Linked DNA regions of Homo sapiens: regions 1 and 3 are each linked to region 2. The links are chromatin loops, found by intact Hi-C in ENCODE. Cell type or tissue: Panc1. All regions are shown on one strand.

The links. Peaks named below come from ENCODE experiments on the same cell type or tissue, not always from the same donor. Only the 100,000 strongest peaks of a DNase experiment are listed, where the experiment ranks them.
Region 1: a loop joins it to region 2, with 2.1 times the contacts of the local background. A loop is called at or near these places in 3 of 110 quality-filtered maps.
Region 3: a loop joins it to region 2, with 4 times the contacts of the local background. A loop is called at or near these places in 19 of 110 quality-filtered maps.

What each region holds. Positions count from the first base shown.
Region 1 is chr6:124,330,329-124,338,328 of GRCh38, forward strand. The region is part of intron 2 of NKAIN2 (sodium/potassium transporting ATPase interacting 2); the gene reads left to right. Among named protein-coding and RNA genes, the nearest start is that of NKAIN2, 530 kb to the left of the region's middle. In Panc1, a CTCF peak has its summit at 4,227; no DNase peak of the experiment used is centred here; H3K27ac peaks cover 1,716 bases.
Region 2 is chr6:124,792,969-124,800,968 of GRCh38, forward strand. All of the region lies in intron 5 of NKAIN2 (sodium/potassium transporting ATPase interacting 2), which reads left to right. Among named protein-coding and RNA genes, the nearest start is that of RNF217, 170 kb to the right of the region's middle. In Panc1, CTCF peaks have their summits at 3,104 (motif pointing left) and 6,343 (motif pointing left); a DNase peak (open chromatin) is centred at 3,081; H3K27ac peaks cover 6,204 bases.
Region 3 is chr6:123,774,347-123,782,346 of GRCh38, forward strand. No RefSeq gene overlaps it. Among named protein-coding and RNA genes, the nearest start is that of NKAIN2, 26 kb to the right of the region's middle. In Panc1, CTCF peaks have their summits at 3,400 (motif pointing right) and 3,613; a DNase peak (open chromatin) is centred at 3,335; H3K27ac peaks cover 4,361 bases.

The sequences.
Region 1 (8,000 bases), 460 kb before region 2:
ATTTATTAGAGTGTGTTTCCAGGAACAATTGTAATGGAATGAGAGAAGCATGACTGGTCAGAAGGAAAAGATTTGCTGCAATTCAGTAGCAATAGAAGCTGATCCCATGTAGAGCACTGAAGCTGGGCTAGTCTTTCATGAATGTCCAGAATTGAGACAAGGACCTGGTAGCCTTGTACCTCCACATCAACCAGTCATGACATGAAGGCTGCACCTGAAGGAGTGCATAACCATGAGACACCTTACTTTGGCTAAGGGTAATTCCTGAGCAAGAACTTGACTGTGAGCTGTCAACAAATAATATTTCCAGCAGCTGGAGGAATAATTAGCATCTCAGTCCTAAAGGAACACATGGGATGTTCCCTTACAGTAGAGGTCCCCAACCCCGGGGCTATGGACTGGTACTGGTCTGTGGCTTGTTAGAAATTGGGCCACACAGCAACAGGTGAACGGCAGGCAAGAGAACATTACTGCCTGAGTTCCTGAGCTCTGCCTCCTGTCAGATCAGCAGTAGCATTAGATTCTCACAGGAGCGCCAACCCTATTGTGAATTGTGCATGCAAGAGATCTAGGTTGCGTGCTCCTTATGAGAATCTAAGTAATGGCTGATGATCTGAGGCGGAACAGTTTCATCCCGAAACCATCCCCACACCCATCTGTCCATGGAAAAATTATCTTCCACGAAATTGGTCCCTGGTGCCAAAAAGGTTGGGACCGCTGCCCTACAGCATCTACTACAATCTGAGTTCTAGAATGCGTTAATTGAATTATGCTTCTTTCAAGTACATATTTGGCACCCCAAAGTTTTATAGGAAAGATAAGTTTGTACTGAAATAAACTGATGATACTTTTTTTCAATTTAGAGTTAGGATCTACTGTAAAACAAAAATCGGCCGGGCACAGTGGCTCACGCCTATAATCCCAGCACTTTGGGAGGATGAGGCAGGCGTATCACGAGGTCAGGAGATCGAGACCATCCTGGCTAACACGGTGAAACCCTGTCTCTACTAAATATACAAAAAAAAAAAAAAAAAAAAAAAAAAAAAAAAAACTAGCTGGGCGTGGTGGCGGATGCCTGTAGTCCCAACTACACGGGAGGCCGAGGCAGGAGAATGGCGTGAACCTGCGAGGCAGACCTTGCAGTGAGCCAAGATCATGCCACTGCACTCCAGCCTGGGTGACAGAGCGAGACTCCGTCTCAAAAAAAAAAAAAAAAAAAAAATCATTTCCCTGTGAAGATGACACTATTAAAGTACCAATAATAAATAGGGCTCAGGATTTTACAAGTTGTTTGGCTGAATTTTCATCATTCCTCACATTTGCTTACCTTGTAACACCTTGTGGCCCTGCATTTGCAAGATGTGTCTCTGCTGAGACTTACGTTCTATAGACAAAGAGCAGGAAAAACACTAAGAAGCCTCATACATAGAAATTCAATCCAAAACCATGACCTCATTAGTAGAGTATTCTAAATACCTGTGCATAGAATTATGAATTTGATAAAGATACAATGGTTATTTCTGGAGCCAAATGATAAAACTTGATTTTTATGCTGATTTAGACAAAACTCAATTTTACCCTTGAGTAGGAGAAAACATTTTTCAGAGGAAGATAGTTTTTAAACTTTTCAGCATTGAATCATATGTTTAAGCTGTGAATTAGTAAATTTGGCCCTAGGGTGATTTAAAAAACTAAACAATCTAAAGATTGGAAGAAGCTAATATATATAGTTTTAAAGACAAAATGGATAAGGATATAGGCTTACCTTCTGAATCAAGGCCTTAGTTTTTAAGTGCAAACTTTGAACTGCAAATAAAATACCTGTCAACGAAGTATGTTCTTGAAAATCCACTTGGCATTTTTCTCAAGTTCATGCATATATATGTGTGTGTGTGTATATACACACACACACACACACAGAGAGAGAGAGAGAGAAAGAGAAAGAGAGAGAGTGTATATATTCTTCATGGATAGTGAAACATAACTATCCATTGTTGGTGCTTGCAGAGCACTCTTACTTGGCCTTCTTTCATCTTTTGGAATGATTACTACACACGACACTCTAATTCAAAGAGTATTTTAGTACTAAATGTTTATTTAAATTTGTACATTTTTGGCATTATTTTAACATATCCTCTAAGGCCCTATCTACTGACACCCTATCTACTGAATTTGATCAACACATTTGATCAAGTAGCATAAGTCTTGCAAATAATGTGTCTACTTGATGGCCATTAGAGGGCCTTATTTTTTTTTCTCATGATATATTCGTTAAGAAATTATAACTACACCCTTTATTAAAGAATTCTTGTATAATGATACAAAAAGTAATCCCAGTGCTGATACTTTTGTTTGATGTCACTCTACAATCATTATTTCCAATAAAAATGATTGACTGTCTAAGTGGCTGACATAAGGAATGAGACATTCTGTTTGTTGCTATCACCACTGTTGGACTTGCCCATGGGCACTGCAGCTAAGACTTGTTATATGAGAAAAGTATACTTCTCCAGAAAAAAATAACAATAAAATCCCTTTGCACTCATCCAGGAATGTTAGTTTCAAAAGTAGATAGAACTAGAAATATCAGTAGATTTCAGATTATACAGGTAGGTTCACAATGGAGTTAAGACTTAAACTCAGGTCTCCAAACTTCTATATATGTCTTCCTATTAAATAACTAATTTAAATAAATATTATTAACAATTGAATTCTAGAAATCTGCCTAGAAAAATTAATATATTTAAATGTCTCAGGATTCAAAAGAAAATGCATATACCAAAAGTCAGTGTGAAAGATTCTATTAAATCCAGTCCACTCAATATAGAATATATGTATAGCACTTGGCCCTCGTGGCAAATTACTTGACACTAATAAATCTTTTCTTTTTAATCAAAAACCTCAATATTAACATATTCATTTCCTGTTGCTAAATAACAAAGTACCACAAACCCAGAGGCTTAAATTAACAACCATTTACTATCTCACAGTTCTAGGGGCCATCATTCTGCCTACCACACTTAAAATAGGGAATAAAAAATAAATGAACTTAGGCTGGGTGCAGTGTCTCATGCCTGTAATCACAAACTGGGAAGCCAAAGCGGGGGGATCACCTGAGGTCAGGAGTTGGAGACCAGCCTGGCCAACATGATGAAAACCAATCTCTACTAAAAATACAAAAATTAGCTGGGCGTGGTGGTGGGTGCTGGTAATCCCAGCTACTCAGGAGGCTGAGGCAGAAGAATCACTTGAACCTGGGAGGCGGAGGTTGCAGTGAGCTGAGATCACACCACTGCACTCCGGCCTAGGTGACAGAGTGAGACTCAGTCTCTAAATAAATAAATAAATAAATAAATACATAAATAAATAAAATAAACTTAAGAAAAATGCCAAGCAGATTTTCAAGAACACACTTTGTTGGTATTTTATTTGTAGTTCAAAGCTTGCACTTAAGAACTAAGGCTTTAATTCAGAAGGTAAGCCTATACCTTTATCCTTTTTGTCCTTAAAAGCTAGAAATGAAATCAAAAGGATATTTTATTGGATACTATGACCATATTCAGATTACAAAGTCATAGCCAAAATATGCATAACTTAAAACTGAATTATGCTTTTTGTTAAAGCAAGTACTTTTAACAGTTTTTTATTTTAAATTGACCATTTTAAAAAAAAGTTTTTATATTCCATGATAATTTACTTTAGCTCTTCTGAGAGCAAGCTTTCCTGCTATCCATGTTTCCGTCTTATGTGGTATGCATTTAAATACAGATATTTCATTAATTAAAAGTCTCGATGATTTTAAGTATTTCTCTGTAACACTGAATCAATATTTAGATTTGAGCACATGGTTCTCTCTTCAGGAGATTTTATTTCTCTGCACTTCTCAGTGTACCAGAACCCTTGAGCCCAAAATACCAGTATACTAATGTAATGTTCAATGTATAATATAATGTATACATGTGATAGGTAACATCCAAAGGGTTCTCCTTGCCTGCTCCCCAGACAGAGTCGATTTATCCGGACAGGAGAATAGAGAGTTTAATTCATGCAATGCTGGCTGAACACAAGACTGGAGTTTTGTTATTACTCAAATCAGTCCCTTCGAAAATTTGGAGACTAAGGTTTCTTAAAGAAAGATAATTTGGTGGGTAGGGGGCCAGGGAGTGCAGACTACTGATTGGTCAGGCTGTAGCTGTCATTTGCACTGAGTCAGTCGGTTCCTGGTGGGGGGCACTAGAAGACCAGATAAGCCAGTTTATAGATCTGGGTGGCACCAGCTGATCCAACCAGTGCAGAGTCTGAAAAATACTTCAAACATGAATCTTAGGTTTTATAATACTAATGTTATCTATTAGAGCAATTTGGGAGATTAGTGATCTTGCGGCATCTAGCTGCATGACTCCTCGCCAGAACTTCTAATTTGTGGCTAATTTGTTAATTTTACAAAGGCAGTCTGGTCCCTAGGCAAGAAGGGGGTTTGTTTTGGAAAAGGGCTATTGTCATCTTTATTTCAAAGTTAAACTGTAAAATGAGTTCCTCCCAAAGTTAGTTGAGCCCACGCTCAGGAATGAACAGCTTGGAAGTTAGAAGCAAGATGGAGTCAGTTAGGTCAGATCTTTTTCACTGTCATAACTTTCTCACTGTTATGATTTTTGCAAAGGTGGTTTCACTGAAAATTCACTAGATATAGAAAGAGTGAGCTTTTGCTCTTGACGGTATCCAACCAAGACAGGTATTTAGAAGACAGGTATCACACGAAATATTGGTAAATGCCTATCCTGTCACTTGTGTAGGCAGAAAAAAAATATGCACCCAGTAAAAATTTAGATAGAAATCTTTTTTATATAAAAGCAAATTGGGAAGTTGTATTGTAGCAATTTAAAATGTTTAGAAAAATGTTATGACTCAGCCTACACTTATAATCTAATACCATACAAAAGACTCAAAAGGAATGAGGATTTCTTAATGTGTTTGCCTAAAACAAGATTTTATATATAGAGAGAGATTGATTGACCTGTATCTGTATTTGGATACTTTTAAACCAAACACAATGAACAGATCTTTTTAAGGTTCTACTGATTGATGTCTCATATTTCCCAATTAAGATAATTTACATATTTTAGAAGCTGTTTACATGATTCTTAGAATTGCTTTGAATTTGAAATGAAGGCTGGGGGATAGGACAGCTGAAATGAGATTAAAGCATCTCTGATGAGAGGAAACCACTTATTTTTCCAACTCTAAAAGGGAAGAATAGTAGACTATGCTTATTCAAAAAAATTTACAACTACCACACATCTACCATACCTTAGTAAATGATAATTATATAAATTTTGAAAATATTATTAACTTTCTATTTTTGGGTCTTTAAAAGTTCCTGATTTCCTTATTCTAATATTCTTAACATTCTCTACAATATTTTTTCGTCTTTCTCAAAACACAGATGTATGATATTTCCAATGAGACATCTAATATTACATGTATTTTTCCTCTTTACTGGTTAAGTTGAAACTTGCTGATTGGTTGGAACACACTTTATCTATTTTTTTGTTTGCTTCTTTGTCTTATCTTTCTGTTTTTCATGCCATTCCTCATAGACTAAGATCTAAAATCTAATATTTACTTAGGGAAAACTATGATTGCTAAATTAATTCTCTATTTAGTTGAATTTGTATCATCTTACTGAAGCAAAGGGTTGGGTGTTTCTCTAGAAAACAAGAGACTCATAAAAATATAAAATACCAATAATTCACTTTTACATATTAAAGAAAAGCAAAATGAAACAGAAAAGCAAAATGAAACAGAAAAGCTGTATATAGGTTGTAGTGGCAGATACCTCTATTCTTCTGTTAACAGAATCCTAATTTGCTCCAGGAGTTTAGAGGAACAGCAAAGCTCTCAGGCAGGTCAAATCATCGTGCAGTTCCAAGGGATGCATTACAATTGATTAAGCAGCCATAATCATCCCAAACTTTTTTGCCAGTGGTTTAATTTGGGGTAGGCTTGTTACAAATTTCAGCTAATGAGATGTAAGAAATCTCATGTGTGCCTCTCTAGGAAGAGTTTTCCTTCCTGGAAGAACAGAGTGTTATACAAGGAAAGGAGCTTTTTTCTCCTGCCTAGTGCCTTTCTATGTGTCTAATGTGTTACTTTGTGGGGATTTGAAAGAAAATCCCAGAAGTATAGATCTAGAGCTCTGATAGCATTGAGCCATTTTGTCAACAGTAGCCCATTTCCAGACTTTATATATGAGAAATTTTTTTAAACATAGTATTTAAACCACGTGTAATTTAGTATTTTCTTATGTGTAGCCAAAAGTACTTCTAACTGAAATAGTTTGTTTTTTTTTGTTTGTTTTTTTTTTGAGACGGAGTCTTGCTCTGTCACTAGGCTGGAGTGCAGTGGCTAGATCTTGGCTTACTGCAACCTCTGCCTCCTGGGTTCAAGCAATTCCCCTGCTTCAGCCTCCCAAGTAGCTGGGACTACAGGCATGCACCCCACACCCGGCTAATTTTTTGTATTTTAATAGAGACAGGGTTTCACCATGTTGGCCAGGATGGTCTCGATCTTCTGACATTGTGATCCACCTGCCTCGGCCTCCCAAAGTGCTGGGATTACAGGAGTGAGCCACAGCACCTGGCCTGTTTTTCATTTTTTAATGAATCTTACCAAAGTAATTATGATACTAATAGATTGGAACCCTGCTTTTGTTGATAGTCACTGGAGAGCTGTTAGATCTTAAAAATATATGTGCTTCTAAAATGGGGGAAAATACAAAGCTGCAAAGCTTTAATTCATATTAATCATTTATGATGTACCATCAATAAATTTATTTAAATTTGAAACTTCACTCTCCAAATGAGCATTTGCAATACAAAAAAATACTCGCTGGGTGTGGTGGCTCACGCCTGTAATCCCATCACATTGGGAGGCCAAGATGGGCAGATCCCTTGAGCTTAGGAGTGCGAGACCAGCCTGGATAAGATGGCAAGACCCTGTCTCTACGAAACTACAAAATAATAATAATAATTAGCCAGGCATGGCTGTACACACCTGTAGTCCCAGCTGCTCAACAGGCTGAGGTAAGAGGACCACTCTAGCCTAGGAGTTGGAGGGTGCATTGAGCCGAGATTGCTCCACTGCACTCCAGCCTGGGTAAGGGAGTGAGACCCTGTCTCAAAAAACCAAACCAAATAAAAAAACAACAATAAATAAACTTAAGCACCTAGTTTAGAATTCTGTAAGAGAAATGCAAACCGAGTGATCACTGCCTCCTTGATTTGTCCACATTATCTAAAATTGCTGAGCAATTAATTGGATCAGCCACATGATATTCAGAAGCTCCCTATAGGTGACTATAGAATATACAGACTCCTGGGGAACTCTAGTTACCCTGTTGAGCAGGTTGAGCAGACAGACTATTTTTGATACATTAGCAAGCCTATCTTTTTGAAAAGAAATTGTGTACTATATATGTTTTTCTGAGCAAAACACTTCCCAATAGTCTCACAGGTAATAGTTTACAGATGTGCTGGGATGTTGAGCTCCTCATGAGGAACAAGGGGTGGCTAGAGTCCTTGGGTTAGTCACTTTCAGCTGCTGCAAGCTATCTTTTTTGTTTACATTGGTGTACCTTACGCATAGTATCATTGTCTATGAGTGCTATGAATTTTTTCATGAAGCACAGTAGAAAAACTATAATTAAATATATGGTTAATAATGCTTCTGTTTAAAATTAATTACTTATCACAAGGGGAAAGGACTCAACACTTTTAGCTATCCCAGGATACATCAGTTAATAAGAATCACAGATGCCTTCGAAGTGGTCAAAATGGTCATAAAAATCTAAGAACATAGCTAAAAGTGATGCTCTCCACTCACTTTTCTGGGCCAAATACAGCAGTATTCATTTATAGTGTTAAAATTTGTCAAAAAGTCATAGTGAAGAATATTTGGTATGAAAACTAAAATGACAGATATTAAACAATTAGTAATTTAAA
Region 2 (8,000 bases):
ACATTAGCATCATTATAAAGAAGAGACTCAAGAGGGGGAAAGATTAGGGAAAAGAGAACTAGTTAAGACACCATGAAAGTGAGACATGAGATAATGTGAATCTGGACAAGGATCAGTATTGGAGATAGAGAGGATAGATGTGCCATGAGACATGCCGAAATGACATGATTAGTGGGCAATGGTGGGTACTGTGATAAGGGAAAAAGAGGAGACTGTTAGATTACTGGGTATCTGATGCAAGTGAATGGGTAGATGGAATTGCCACTTGCGAAGAAAAATGGGAATAAGATCACTAGTTCAGTTTGCACAGGTTGAGTTTGAGGTACCTAGCGCCTATACAAGAGAAGACATCCAGTAAGCACTTGTCTTATACAGAAAAGATTTATTCAAAGATTAGGAAAGGCAAAATATATACGGATTTTAAAATGTGTGGACCAAACAAACTATGTAAGTTCATTGAGATATTACCATTCAGTGTCTGTGTGCCAAATCCCTGATGAAGGGGAAGTCCCCAGTTGATTTTCATATGGAAGTTGGGCTTTCTCTGGGCTATGTTGTTTGATTTCATTTCACAATGATACCAGTGCATTTTTATCTTCAGACAATACTTACTGACATACCATGTCTCCTACATGCATAATCAGTATTTTAGCAGAATAGCACCTCTCAAAGGAAATCTCAGAAATGCTAGTTCCACAAGACATACTGCTCAAAAAAAAAAAAAAAAAGATTCCAAAGCCAAGTAAGTTTGACACTGAAAATTTAGAATGCACATTTATATATTAACATTTCTGAGAGTACTGCCAGAAAAAAGTATGTCCTTTTTTTTGTTTTCTAACCCACAGTTTTGTTTTAATCACATTACCTTGAGGCCAGATACAGATCAAAGAGAAAAACCAGAAAGAGTTCTAAGGCTTGATTATATCCACAGTTCCCCGGGGAGAATACCACATGCCCCACATGGGAAGGAGTGGGGTCAGCCATGAGGCAGAGAGAGAGTGGAACCTTTAGTTCAAATCCTACAAGAAGAAATGGATGAGGCAGGGTAGGAAGGCTTATTAGGATAGGTTAGCTATGTTGCAAAGTTGCGCCCCATGAAATTCATGTTCACTGTGACTATTAATGCATAGGTTTAGAGCTATCTAAAATCTCCACATGCTTTTTGGGGATGAGCCAGGGCTTACTTGGAAACAGCTAGTGGTCATTTTGTAGATGTTAAAGCATCAATTTATAGAAATTAAAAGTATGGTTAATGCAAGTCTCCCAAAATATTTGAACACAAGACTCCTGTTTTCCATCAACCCCTGCCCCTCTCCGACCTGGACACCTCCAGAAAAAAGCACTTGATATTCTGGAGAATTCTTCTAAGGGAATTCTGCCCTAAATCAAGTTTTGGCCAAAGCAATGTAAATTCAAGGCGATTCAAAGTCACCAATATCTGTTGAAAGATCAAGTTATCTCTCAATCATCTAATAAGCCTTTTTCCCCTGAAAGACTCCAAAAAATAACATATATGTTTTTATGTGTATCTTGACCACACACCACATCTGCCTTTATTAATCCAAAACACAAGCAGACTTCTCAAAGACACGTTTTATCATGTTAGTCTTATTGCTCAGTGCGCAAAATATGAACCCTTCTAAATTTTTATACACAAGTAGACTGACGCTTGCCTCAGATGTTCATGGGACTAGTAAACAGGTGGGAGGAGATGTTCATTTGGGCTCGCTGTCTGTCCAGTTGTCTTTGGTGACTTTCAGTTAGGTTCATTTACTTGTAGTCATTCACACCTAGACAGTTATGAGTATCTTTTGGTTACAATGCTTTGGGTTGATATTCTCTGTATGTAATCACTTTCCTGATGTTTATCCTCAGACGATGCCTGGACATATGACTTCCGATCCATAGAGTAAAAAAGGTTTGACATTTCTGTATCATTTTGGTAATTATATTACAAAAAATTATCCTGATCCTTAAAAAGTTGGGTGAAAGGTTAAAATAAAACCACTCTCAAGCAAACCCTGAAACATGGGAGGGATTTAATGTACATGTAAACACTGAGAGGGTCTCTATGTGCCTATTTTTGCCCACTGTGGATTTGCAATAATGCATCATTATTTGCAGTGAAACATAGTGGCAGGAGTAGGTGCTAGCTACCTGCTTGCCAAATTGGTTAAGTTTCCATTACTAAGAGCCTTATGAGGAACAGCGGACAGTTTTGGCTCTGTAGCTTGTGCTTAGAATGGCTGTGGAGATAAGGGCCCAATGATGGCAACTGGACAAAATGTTCTTTAAGTCAACATGAAGCTGATCAGTTATGTGCTCAGTTCTGATACCTCAGCTTCACAGCAACAGGTGTATCCAGGAAACTTCAGAGGAAAGAGGCAGAAACCTCCAGGAAGCAATGGAGAGGGTTTGAGCTCAATGAGCAAAGACTCAAGCCTAGACCCAATGAAATACCAATAAATCATCATTGAAACAGAGAGTTAGGCTCATGAACATCAAATGCCTGAGAACTTTTTTCCCTTATGTATCCTTTTAAGCAGTATCTCATTACTCTTCTAGGGCCCAGTTTGATTGATATTTATAGAGATACTGTTTTAGTTCCTTTGGGGTACTATAGCAACATATTATAAGTAAGGTGGCTTATAAATGACAGAAATTTATTTCTCACAGTTTTGGGGGCTGGAAAGTCCATCAAGGTACCGGCAGATATGGCTTCTAGTGAGGGCTGGTTTCCTTGCTCATAGGTGATACCTTCTTGCTGTAGCCTCACATGTGGAAAAGAGGCAAGGCAGCCTTCCGGGGCCTCTTTTAGAAGGTCACTAATCCCATTTCTGAGGGCTCCACTGTCATGACATAACCACCTCCTACAGGCCCTACCTCCTTACACCATTACATTGGTGATTATGTTTCAAAATATGAATTGGGGAGGGACACTAACATTTACATCATAGCAGACACTATATTGCAAGGGTTTCTGTTTTTTTCCATTGAAAAAAATCTGGACCTTGAAGTTTACATCTCTGACCCTTTAGTTATCTAAGCCAGAGCCACAGTTTGGCAGGCCAGCTGGTTGTGCAGACTCACAGGGTGCCACTGCCATCTGCTGTACCTACCAGGGGATGACAGCAACCCTCAGAGCAGAGATCCCAAATTAGATGTGACACTCCTTCCCCCATGAATTAGTTAGCTAGGGATGCCATAAAAACATACCACAGACATAGTGGCTTAAACAACAGAAATTTGCTCTCCAAAATCTAGGTGTTAGAAACCTCAGGTTTGGTTTATCCTGAGGCCTCTGTCTTTGCCTTGTAGACGGCACTTTCTGTTGGATTAGGGCCCTATCCTTATGACCCCATTTAACCTTCATTACCTCTTCAAAGGGCCAATTTCCAAATATAGTCAGGCATATTAGGAGTTAGGCCTTCAACATATGAATTTGAGGGGGATCACAATTCAGTCCACATCCAAATACACACACACGCACACACACTCCACGTGTGTCCTGGACACTTGAAAATATCTGTGGGGCACAGATTGAGGATAGATGCAGCTCACTGGCCCATCAGATGCCTGTGGGTAAGAGGCTTCAGGGCTGTATTGCTGCCAGGCCAGCTCCATACTCACTGCCACCAGGCAGGAATTCCCGCTCAAGATCTCCTGCTGTGGTGTGATCTGCCTCTAGATGAGTAGCTTCTCACCAGGATAAAAGCTGAGGTCCCTGCTCTAGAGGATGTGGCTTGACCTTAGAACCCTATTTGAGTGGGCCACCTTAACAACATACTTTCATATATTTGTTCATGAAAAGGCAGTGATACATCTTGGGAGAAAAGGCTTTCTCCAGGAAAGCAGGCATCTCGCTGTGCTGTCTTTGTGGCAGGGCTCTCTGCTGTCTCATCTGTCACCAGCCATGCAGAGCTTTCCTTATGGCCTCCCGTCTTCTATTCCCCTCTACTTGTTCTCTTTTACACTATTCTGTAAAGAAAGAAAATGTTTGGAGATTCCTGGTCGGGTGTGCCTTTTATTATAAATGTGGCTCTTCTGTCTCACTTCATCCTCGGTTTTTCCCCACTGCAGTTGGATGTCCACTCACAGTGATAGAATCAGGAACTGTCCTCAGTGCTTTATTAGCACTGTTCGATGTGGCAATTAAAAGGAAGCCATGCAGCCACAGAAAATATTGCTAATCCATGTTAGCAAAAAAAAAAAAAAAAAAAAAAATCATCATGACTTCTCAATTTTTATTACTTCTCAATTTTTATTATGTATTCTTGTAAATCACTGGCTTAATAGTTAAACTAAAACTAAATGTTGGTCCTCTAGCAAATGGGTTCATTTTACTAAGTAGTCATTTTCTTTGCTAAAAGAGATTCAATGTATTTGCAAATGTTGTTTAATGATGAAATCATCTGGAGAGAGACATGGAATATCATTTAAAAAATAATATCCTAAGGGACTTATTTTGAAATCAATGCAGAAAAATGAATTCAAGATGCTTAAACTTGGAGTTAGACACATGCACATTTACACCAACCAAGCACAAATGCATCAAAACCTGTCCTGAATTCCTCAAAATCAACTGGCCTTGGGATAAAAGTCACAATCAATTTATTGAATCTTTCATTTGAAAAGAAAACCACAGGAAATTATTCACTTCTCTGGGGCTAATAATTTTCTGTTATTTTTGTTTGATTTTTCTTCTAAAGCCTGCTGGCCTACACTTCTGTGTATTGAATTCCATTCTGTATGTTTTTATCATTTCTCCAGTTTGTCAGGATCATTGGATTTGAATGCAGTTCTTTGAGCACAATCGCGTACTCTCAACCATGGGGGAGGGTAGACATGGGAGCAGGGAAAACTATTTCCCCTTGAAAAAAATATTTGTTTCTTCCTGTCTATAAAGGAATGCAGAAAGCATAGACAATACAGATAAATAAAAAAAGGAAAATTAAAATAACCCCATAATTCTGAGTTCTGATACTCAGTTCAAATTTTGGTATATTATGTGCCTGCCTGCCTGCCTGCCTTCTTACCTTCCTTCCTTCCTTCCTTCCTCCCCTCTTCTTTTCTTCCTTTCTTCTTATCTATCTATTATCTATCTATCTATCTATCTATCTATCTATCTATCTATCTATCATCTAACTGCATTCCTCCCATCTGATTGTTAGGGCCATATCATACATTCTGTTTGGTAGTCTGAGCTTTCTTTCACGTTTATAAATCACTCTTCAAACATAATCTAAGAGGAGACAATTAGAAGTTCAGAAAAGGTGCCAAGTTCTTGGGTGCCAGGTTGACAGGGAGAATTGTGAGAAGAATATGTTTATTTTACTTATCTGGCATCATACTGAAGCAATCAAGTAAAATGTAACATAATCTTAGTATCTTACTAATTTATCTTCTCTTTATAACATTTGTCTTATGAATTTGATGGTGACTGACTGAAAAAATTTTGTCCATATCTGCCAGTTTCCCACTAAACCAAAACTTGGTATTTATTTTGTTATCTCTGAACAGGATCACAAAGCCTGAAGACCCAGGCTTTGCACGCCACTAATCTCTCACTATGCCTACAGAATCCTAGTGGGGCCAAGGTGAAAAAGGTGTCATCTTTCACCTTTCCTTCCCATTCCCCCCTCTGCCCAAAGCACAGAAGTTACTGCATTTATTTAATTTAATATCGATTTGTTCTGCTTATGATTTGTTTTGAACTATGAGTTGTACTGGGTTAAAAATGATGGAAACCTGCCTACTGCTCTATTTCAGCACTTTAATTTTATAGGCCCAGAAAGATTAAATGACTTGCCCAAAGCCACTAGCTCATTCATGACCTTCCGACATTCAAATACAGTACACACTGATTCACTCAGGATGGAAGAATAGTAGGAGACACCATCAAGATCCACCCCTGTCTTGTTCCCTGCTGTATCCTTAGCATCTACCAAATCCCCAACCTAGAAGAGGACTCAGGAAGTATTTGCAAAATAAATGAATGAATCAATTGGATCTCCACAAACATTCCTTGACCTTTATGGAAACTGCCAAGGAAATATGACATCTCCTCAGAATTCAATGTATTCAGAGTAAATGAATAAGTAATTTGAATAAAGCACCTGTCATTTTCTAAACAAGAGTAAGAAAGACATGCTGCCATGTATAAAACTAAGTGATCAACACCTGAGACAGATGCTACATGCGAATTTTCCTCCTGTCAATCAAATTCAAGTTCCTATTAGTGACCACAGCATTCTCCAACAGTGTTACATGTAATAATTTTCACATAATCTCCCCAGATTGGTGAGCAATGGTTTGTTTTTCAGCCTTCTATTAAATTGCTCCCTCTTGTGATCATCTAACAGAAAACACATAAGCTATATTTTTAAATTTGGATGTTCAGGTCAAAACTGAGTCTGATTCTTCAACATTCACTTCTTATTTTCTTTCTTTTCTAATAATATCGCCTCCATTATTCTATATTGCTTTTCACTCATACACATACACACACACACATACTATGTTCATCGTTAAATAAATCTGATATTTCCAAGTCAAGAATATGAGGGGAAAGAAGCTGATTCATTCTCTCTCCTCTGTTAATTAAGAACAATCAGAGCTTTGTTTCTACAACACAATATAGAGGTAACACTATTCAGATAAGCAAAGGAGGGCCTTTAACTGGGGTGTAACAAAAGAGGTATTTTTTATGCAAAGAATATTTCTGGCAGGGTAAGTTGAAGTTATCCAGCAGATGAAGAATACTGATGTTGTTTTAATAGCCTTAATAAGAAAGAAACCATGTGACTTGAAGGAGGAGAAAGTAGTGACATTTACAGAAATGAATAAACAAAAACCTTGATTTTGCTGACTCTGCTTCTTCCAGTGGTGCAGACCCCCACAGCCTACCAGCAGTGGGTGTCCTGGACTAGCTACCTCACCATCTCTCTCTACCTTCTCATGGATAATGGCATGAGAAAGAAAGCATTCAAGTAGCAGAAAAGTGGGGTGATTTTTGCAGCAGAATGTTGACATACACACTCACAAAATAAAATCACTGGGATTCTTTAGTCCCATCTCCAAACAACAAATGAGAGCAAGACAAAACGCTGGCACAGGAAAATGAAGTCTCTTTAAAAGCCCTCCAAATCAGAGACATGCTGAGAAGATGACATTCAAAGTTAGTCTCTTGACGAATGATGCTGGCCGGTGCCCACTTCCTTATGCCCGGTTCTGCTTTAGTTTTAGAAGTGGCATCTCATAGAAACAGAAGGCTGTGTTCAGAGGTCTCCTTCTTAACAGCAGGAGGGCTAAGAAACACTAGATCTCTAAGGATGGCCACCAGGTTTGCGGAATGAAAACATCTGAGCAAAGCAGCCTACACCTAGCTACTGAAAGAGAGCCTTGGAAATAAGTGAGCTGGAGGCAAACCCTCAATCCTGTGTGACATTTAAATGAGGCTGCTCTGGCAGAAGATACTCACGGAGGCCTCCGCTATGACTGGTTGGCGTTGTGTGGCAGGGAGTGAAAGAGAAACAAACTTAAAGCTCACAGGAGGTGCGGTTTGTTTAAATAATAGAAAGTAATTAGGCTGAAGACAAAAATCAGTGATGGCATTTTATAATTACGATTAATTTAAAGTTTAATTTCCTTTGGTGCTAAAATCTTACTTAAAACATTTATCGGGAAAGGAAATTAGGACGTTACTATCAAGAGGCACAGAGTGCTTCTGGGAATCCATGCCTATTATCACTTGAAAATTAGGTTAGGGCCAAAGTGGGAATTTCAATTCATTTTTGAGTATAATAAATGGTGACCAGACCTCAGAGTCAGTGGGGTTGGCAGGGGCAGGCAGTGTAACATTTGCATTTGCTTGTTTGTTTGTTTGTTTATAGGATTAATTGCAAATGTTTTCAGCAAAGAGTGTAGTTTATACATTAACAATCCTGCTACAAAATGAAAATTGGATATGGATTGCTGCCTTTGTAACTAATGAAGCTGAT
Region 3 (8,000 bases), 1.0 Mb before region 2:
TTTTTTTTCCTTTGAAAGTGACATCTCAGAATCTCCCAGACTACTGAACTCCTAAAAACTTCTTTGGTGTGGCAGCCCCCTGATTCTCCATAGGAGGTGAGTCCTGAGTCCATGTCCTCTTATTTGTACTCATTTTAGTCAACCTATCCACATTATCTAACAATCACTTCCCTTCTTGAAAACATTTTTCACTTGTTGTCTGTGAAACTCTTCCCTAGTCTCCTAGTTACTGTTCATTCCTTACCACTCTCATTTGTCTACTCCTCCTCATATACCTGACCTCTAATCATTGCAAAGACCAGGGCTCTTCTCTCAAAACTCTTTTCTATCTCTTCTTTATTCCCAGATGATCTCCAAATGCAAGAATTTAAACATCATCACTAATCTGTTAATTCACACATTAAAAAAAAATTTTTTTGGCAATTCTCCCCTAAATTTCAACCTTAAACATCCAATTGCCTATTCAATATTTCCATCTGAATATTTAAAAGACACCTCAAATTCTAAATATTCAAAACACAACTCTTAATTCCTTTCCTCTCTGTTTCCACCTTCTCGGGGGGAAAAAACCTCTCCTTTTCCGTAAGTCTATCCCATCTGCACAAAAAGCATCTTTTTTTTCCAGTTGCTGAAAAATCTTTGAGTTATCCTTGAACCCTCTTTTCTTTCACATTCCACATCTAATCCATTACAAATTTATTTCAATTCTTACTTTGAATCCTATCTGATATATGAATCTGTTTCCCCACATTGACCATTAACATCCTGGCCAAATCACCATCACTTCTTGTCTGGATTGTTGTAAAACTTCCTAATTGATCGCATCTCTTTCTTTCCCTTTGCAGTCCATTACGCATGCCAAAGCCAGAGTGAGCCTTTTACAATATGAGCCAGATCATGTTCCTTTTCAGATCAATTCTTAAATGGTTTTTTTTGTATTTGGATCAGGCCTTACGTGACTTGGTGTCTTACTGTTTCTCTGAGCTCATCTCCAAACACTCCCCTCCTCATTCACTCTGCTCTAGCTGTGGAATTTTTTGCACACGGCAAGTCCGCTTCCACTGAAGGCTCTTTACAGCTGCTGCAGCTCTGTCTGAAATGTTTTCCCTTAAAACTTTTGAAGCCTTTTTAAATGTTCATTTATAAGACCTGCCTTTCCCAGCCCCTTATGTAAAATAACACTCCATCACTTTTTATCTTCCTTATCCTAATTTATTTCTCTTGCTAATGTTTATTGCCACTTACGTACATTTATTTATTTTCCTCCTTCCTTTGTTTCTTATTTCTTATTTGTTTTTTGTTTCTCACTTCTAGAATGTAAAATCTATAAAAGAACAGATTTTGTGTATTCTGTTTACTATAGAATTATTGTGCCAAAACCAGTACCTAGCATATAAGAAGTTAATACACATTTGTTGAATACATGAATAAAAATTATTCTGTGATTCTTAAAATAGTGAACTAAACTTAAACTTTCTATCAGGCATAGAAATAAAATGTTCAAAATTTTATGTAGGTATATTTTTATTGTTATGTCTTTTTATTTTAGAGTACTTTACATATTTGGATTTTATTATTTCTTATATTTTAAGTATCAAGAAAAGAATTAGATAAGGGCATTAAGTATTATGCCTCACAGATTGTTTGTTTGTTTTGCTATGTAATCCTCTATGTATGTAGCAAATAAATACGATATCAAACTTGTACCTAATTATGACAAGAAGCTTTTCTAAATAACTGGGATTTTGGACTAGGGAATTTCGTCATTGCTGATATTTTCAAAACACATTTCCCACAGAACAAGTAGGTATGTATAATATATTTGCAAGGATCACCTATACTACTTAACTGGTGCTTCCCTGGACTAGGGAGAGAACAAAGGAAAACAGTAAAGAAACTGATAAAGTGTTAGCTTTCTTTTTAGTAGAAGAAAAGATGGAGAAAATAATGAACTATACATATGTCTTAATTAAAATTAAGAAAGCAGAAATATAGATGAGAAGTAAAAATAAAGAATAACAGATTCATTAAAAATCATTAAGCTTGGAACACTAAGCTCTTACTATGTGGCACAAACTTGTGAAATGGTTTACATAGTATTTTCTTATTTAATCCTCATGATACCTCCATGAGCTAGATTCTGTTACCCTCTCCCATTTCGAAGATGGGTTCTCTAAGAGAAGACAGTGACTAAACCAAGGACAGATAAATGTTGAAGTCAGGATTACAAACTAGGTTTTCTGACTCCAGAATCATGTTTTTTACTGCTGAGCTAGAGTTTACAGCATAATTCTGACAGAAGACTGCAAGCAGCAGTTGTCATCTACTAAATATCATGTTACCTCGAAGATCCGAGGTAACCTATTTATCCTTAATTGTTCATTCTCTAGCTAAGGTCTTACTAGTGAAGTTAGGTCCTTACCTGTGATCTAACTGCAGCACTGCTTTGAAATTAATGATAAAGGACACCACCCTTGATTTTAAAGAAAAGAGAGCTGGAAGTTATTTTATTTTCAATACTCTGTAACACAGTAGTCCCTCCGTATCTGTGGGGGACTGGTTCCAGGACCCTCCTTCTCCCACAGTTACCCAAATTCAGAGATGCTCAAGTCCGTCATATAAAATGGTGTAATATTTACATATAATCTATGCACATCCTCTCATATTCTTTAAGTCATCTCTAGATTATTCCAAATGCCTAATAGGATGTAAATGCTATGCAAATAGCTGTTATACTGGGTTACTTAGAGAATAATTACAAGGAAAAAAGTCTGTACATGTTCAGTCCAGACATAACCATCCTTTTTTCTGAATATTTCTTGATCTGTGGTTGGTTGAATCCACAGATGTGGAACCTACAAATATAGAGGCTTGAATGTGTGTTTAAAACTGTTGTTATTCTAGCTAATGATGTAGTAAAATAGTTTTAAACAAATGCTTGTGCGAAAGTCCAGAATGTTACAGCTCAGACTGGTTAAGGGAACTATTCAGACTGAAGAGAAAAACAGCCAAATCCTGAAGTCAGAAACAGGTGGATAATGAAGCACCACTGTAATCTGTTCTTACATTTCCATTTAGGCATTTATTTTTTAACTTGGGCAGGGAAGATGAGACAGAATTCAAAAAGCACTTGGAGAGTTTCTTCAATGAGCAAAGAGTAGCACTGAATGCTTTGGGTAATACAAGGAGGTAAGATTTGATACTTGGCCCTCAGATATCTTATTCCATAATGTTAACCTTTGACCAATCTAACCTTACAAACATACACAGATTTGAGCAGTCACCTTAAAAAAGAAAGTATGTTGTGTGGCACAGGCAGCTCCAATCATTTACTCTGACATGTCTTGATGTATAGCATAGACATTTTTTTGTTGTTCTTAGTTTAATAGTTTCAGGCATAAAGCATTAGCCACATGAGGTCACTGTTGTTCATGCATGAATTATAACTATAATATAGTTATAAGCATAAATCTTGATTCTCCTGGTTGAGTTGTCTTACGATCCATGCGATGAATATGTAACATGTATGTGGAGGAGTGGAGACAAGGTATTCCATCGGGCATACTTGAGGAATTAAGAATTCATTTAACCTAGATACACTCCTTTAACATTTTAGGATGTATTTTATGGCTAAATCAGCAATTGCTTTTAATAAATCCAGAATTAAAATTTTTAAACTATTTCAATTACAGGAAAAAAAAATCTAATAATGTATACAAAAGATAACTTTGTCCTTAGAGTAATTCTGAAATTATCCACATGTGAGACTGAATCATTCAGGCTTCACTGGTGGTTTAATTTAATTTAATCTATATTTTTGGGGAGACAGGGGGCTTCCTATGTTTCCAGGCTGGACTTGAACTCTTGGGCTCAAGTGATCCTCATGCCTCAGTCTCTCAAGTAGCTGTGACTACATTTGCCTACACTGCATCTGGGGTTTCACTGGTGATGCTAAGAAGCATGCTAAGTTTCATAGTCTTATATCTAGTCAATTATCATGGAATATCTTTAGCAATATAAGAAATAAATTATTTACATTTAGATAGCTTTATTTTAAATCCATGGGGTCAGGACACTGTGGAAAAATAAGAGTTGCTGGCATAAACTGCTACTTCTCACAGCCAGAGGTCCCTTTTGAATTAAGGCACTTCGGAGTTATTAAATTAAACAATGGACAAATAAATACTAGGCTTTCCAAACAATGGAATATCCTGGATATAGTGTTTATGAACCAGAGGACATTATAATTGTGTGTGTGTGTGTGTGTGTGTGTGTGTGTGTGTGTCTGTCTGTCTGTCGGTCTGTCTGTGTGTCTGTGTCTGTCTGTCTGTCGGTCTGTCTGTCTGTGTGTGTGTATGGTCTTGTCTTGTGCTCCCACCGTGCCACCAAAACTGGTTTCGTCAAAGTCACTAACAACCTCTATATTAAGTCCAATGGACACTGCTTGGTCTTCTTTTTACTGGATCTCTCAATAACATTGAATAGAACTGACCACTCCCTTTTTCTTGAAATTTTCTCTTCTTCTGCCTTCTATAAGGCCATCCTCTTCTATTTTTTTTTTTTTTTAATTTCAAGCTTTTTAAGCTGTTTCTCTTAGATACTCAACCCCTAAATATTGGCATTCCTTAGTTCTCTCTTGAACCCAGTCTTCATCTCTATCCCCCCAAGTGACCTTATTCATTTTTATTTTTAAAAATACCATCTGTATGCTGATGACTACCTAATTTATATCGGCAGCCCCAGTTCCTTTTCAGCTCCAGACTAGCATATCCAATCTGCCTAGTTAACACTTCCATATGAGTGTCACCCAGACATTGCACCTCAGCACCTAGTACATTCCTGACAAATGGTAGAAGTTTAATGGATCTTTCTTGAGTGGATGAGTTTGCAGGTGTGCATGTACATCATGTCTGTACCAGCTCCTATATGATTTATTTGTATTGAGGTCACACTGGATCACTTGTGTATTAAGACTTTGAGAGGAAATATATGAAATAAAATTATAGCATATGTGGAAGAAGATGTCCCTTATACTCTTTGCTATGTCAGTATTTCTTAAAGATATTTGGTAAATCACATAAAACATGTTATTTTATCATACAACATATGGAAAGTCATAGGAAATGATTATTGAATTTTTTCCTACACTTAGTCACTATTTTACATTTCTGGCCAAATTTTCTAACATCTCTTTCCAACTCTGTTTTCTCAGCTGCCCTCTTAAGCTCTACTGGGAAAGTGTCTTTTATTCCATATACTTTCCAACATTAATGAGAAAAGAATAAATATTGTGATAGCCTCAGTAAGATGATTGCATTCTTATCATAAATATTTCTATTGAATATTGGACATATAATTATTTTTAAGGATTTTTTAAACAACAAACTTGCCAACTTCATTTAGTGGAAACATGACAGATGGGATCTTCATGAAGGTTAGATTATCTAAAGAAAAAAAAATTTATGAATAAGAATATCGTCCAACATTTTAATATTAGTATCTTCTGAGATAAAAGTGATAGCCATGTTAAATAGAATAATGAGACTAAAGGCTAGTGGTTCTTCAGAATGTTTTCAAAGTTAGAGAGGCTGCCCCCCTATTCATTTCTCTTTTTATGATTAGTAGGCTAATTAACTTTGAAAAGCTACTTTTGTTAAACCCTTATTAAGCTAGGATTATGTCTTCTGATTGTCTCTTCTATGGGACCAGAGATAAGTAATGAAAAAAATATACTAACTTCAGATTTTGTTAAAGTTTCTAACCTAGTGAGTTCATTCTGGCTGCTTAATTCCAAGGCTTACTTCAGTCACTGACTTTTCCACTTCTGGTTATTGTAAATTATGAAATGTTGAGATTCTTATCCCTTGCTAGTCCTCCATAAGGCTCGGTTCAAGCCTGTTTCTATTTATAAGCTCTAAACATTAAATTTTCATTGAATGGAACATATGTTTTTAATTTCAGGGCATTTGACTGCATATAAATACTTGGAAGACTGATTGACACTTCTTAAAGTTAAAAATTATATGAACACCATCTTTGACTACTATTTTGAGTTTCTTATAATGTTTAGAATATTACTGAATATAGAGTGAACAATAACATGTAATAAATCTTTTTTGATTTGGAAAACAACTTATTCTTTTCCCCTTTTGGTAACAAATATACTCTTATGAAGAGCAACATTTTTCACCCATCCAACCAGTGTCATAAATGAGAGACTCAACATAGAACCTGAAATCACAAGGAACAGCCATCTTCATGGATATTTTTTTCATTAGTCTGAGAAATTATTGCTAAACTGTTGACAGCCAATTAAAAACATTATGAGATAGCAAACTTAGAGTCTTCAGAAACTATTGAGTATTAAGACTGGCGTATGTAAGTCTGTTTGTGTGCCTGTGTGTGCATGTATTTGTGTGTAGATGCTGGGTATGTAGGTCTGAAATTGCCTGTTTTGATACATATGCATGTCTATTCATTGCAGGTAGGAGAAATAAGCAAATGATTTTCCAACAGAGGTATTTTCTATCCCTATGATTTCTTTCATTATGTAGGTGGTATACATACACCAATGTGAGAAAGTTTAGTGAATAAATGAATGAACAAATTCAAAACTGAGCTTCGAGGCATGGGTTGAACTCCAAGAGATGGAAATGAGGAGTAAGCAGAAGGACCCCTGTGTGATAGTTGTGCTCTTGTTACCTCAGGGGCCTTGGTTTCTCCTCTTTAAAAGAGGAAACATGTAGGATTTGTGAGTATTTGTATCTACCGGGTATTTATAACCTTTTGGGTCTAAGACTTCTAAATATTGAGTGACCATATAATTTATCAAAAATGAAATCCTCTTGAGAGTTAAAGTGGGGCATTATTAATAATTAACCTAGGATAATAGGCATGAAATAACTTTGCTTTGAATACACTGGGATTGATGGCCAAACTCCCATGATAATCTGATGAAAGCTATTAACACTACGTTTGAAGCCCTTGATAATTATCTGTCTATTATTTTGAGGGGTCCTTCTCCTCCAGAACTTGACTATTCAAATTACAAACTATTCCTTTCTTTGCGGCTTTGAAATCAAGCACACAGGTCCTTTGAATTCCACAGATTTTCTTGTTGATTATACAGGGTATACAAAAGTCACACAGCTAATTAAGGTAACAAATGAAGCCCAGTCTCTTGTTCTAAGAGGCTGGATATTCAAGGTGCCTTCTACACCCTTGATTTTTAGCCCAGTAAGCATGGACTTTAGAATCACACAGACATTAATTCAAAGTCTAGTTTATCACGTACCGTGTGCCTTTGGGCAAATTATTACTCTCTTTAAGTCTCAGTTACTCCATCTATAATACAGTGGTATTGAGATGATTAAATTAGATGGGAGTTGTTTAGTGCTTAGGATAATGCTGAACAAATAATATATGTCCATGCGCAGCAATGTTTTATATAATTAATCTCATTAGTTTCCAGCTATTCTCTAACTCATGGCAGCAAAAAACAGGAAATAAAATCTCCAGCCCTGACTTTTTCCCTGCTATCTATACACATATATATCAAGCTCCTTATTTGATATCTAAACTTGGTTGTCTAAAAGACACTACCAACTTATGGAAACAAACAGACCATTTGTAGAAGATAAAGCACAACTTGCTCCTCCAAAAATCTTCCCCATTTCTGGAAAGTGTACCCCTGATGACTCAGGTGATCAGGATAAAAACCTAGGAGTTATTCTTAATCCCTAGAATTGTTACCCTACTCACTTTCTATATGCCATTTGTAAATAAGTCCTGTTGGCTCTAGCTCCCTGGACTTCTCAAATCTGACCATTCCTTCTCTATAAGGACAGCTCTAAACAAACAATTATTTCATGTCTGAACCACTACAATTGAGCCTTATCTACTTTCTCTGCAATCCTTTAAGTCAAAACAGCTAAAGACAATTTAAAAACTTGATTGATTCAGATCGCATTCATTCCTAACTTTGAATATTCCAATATGTT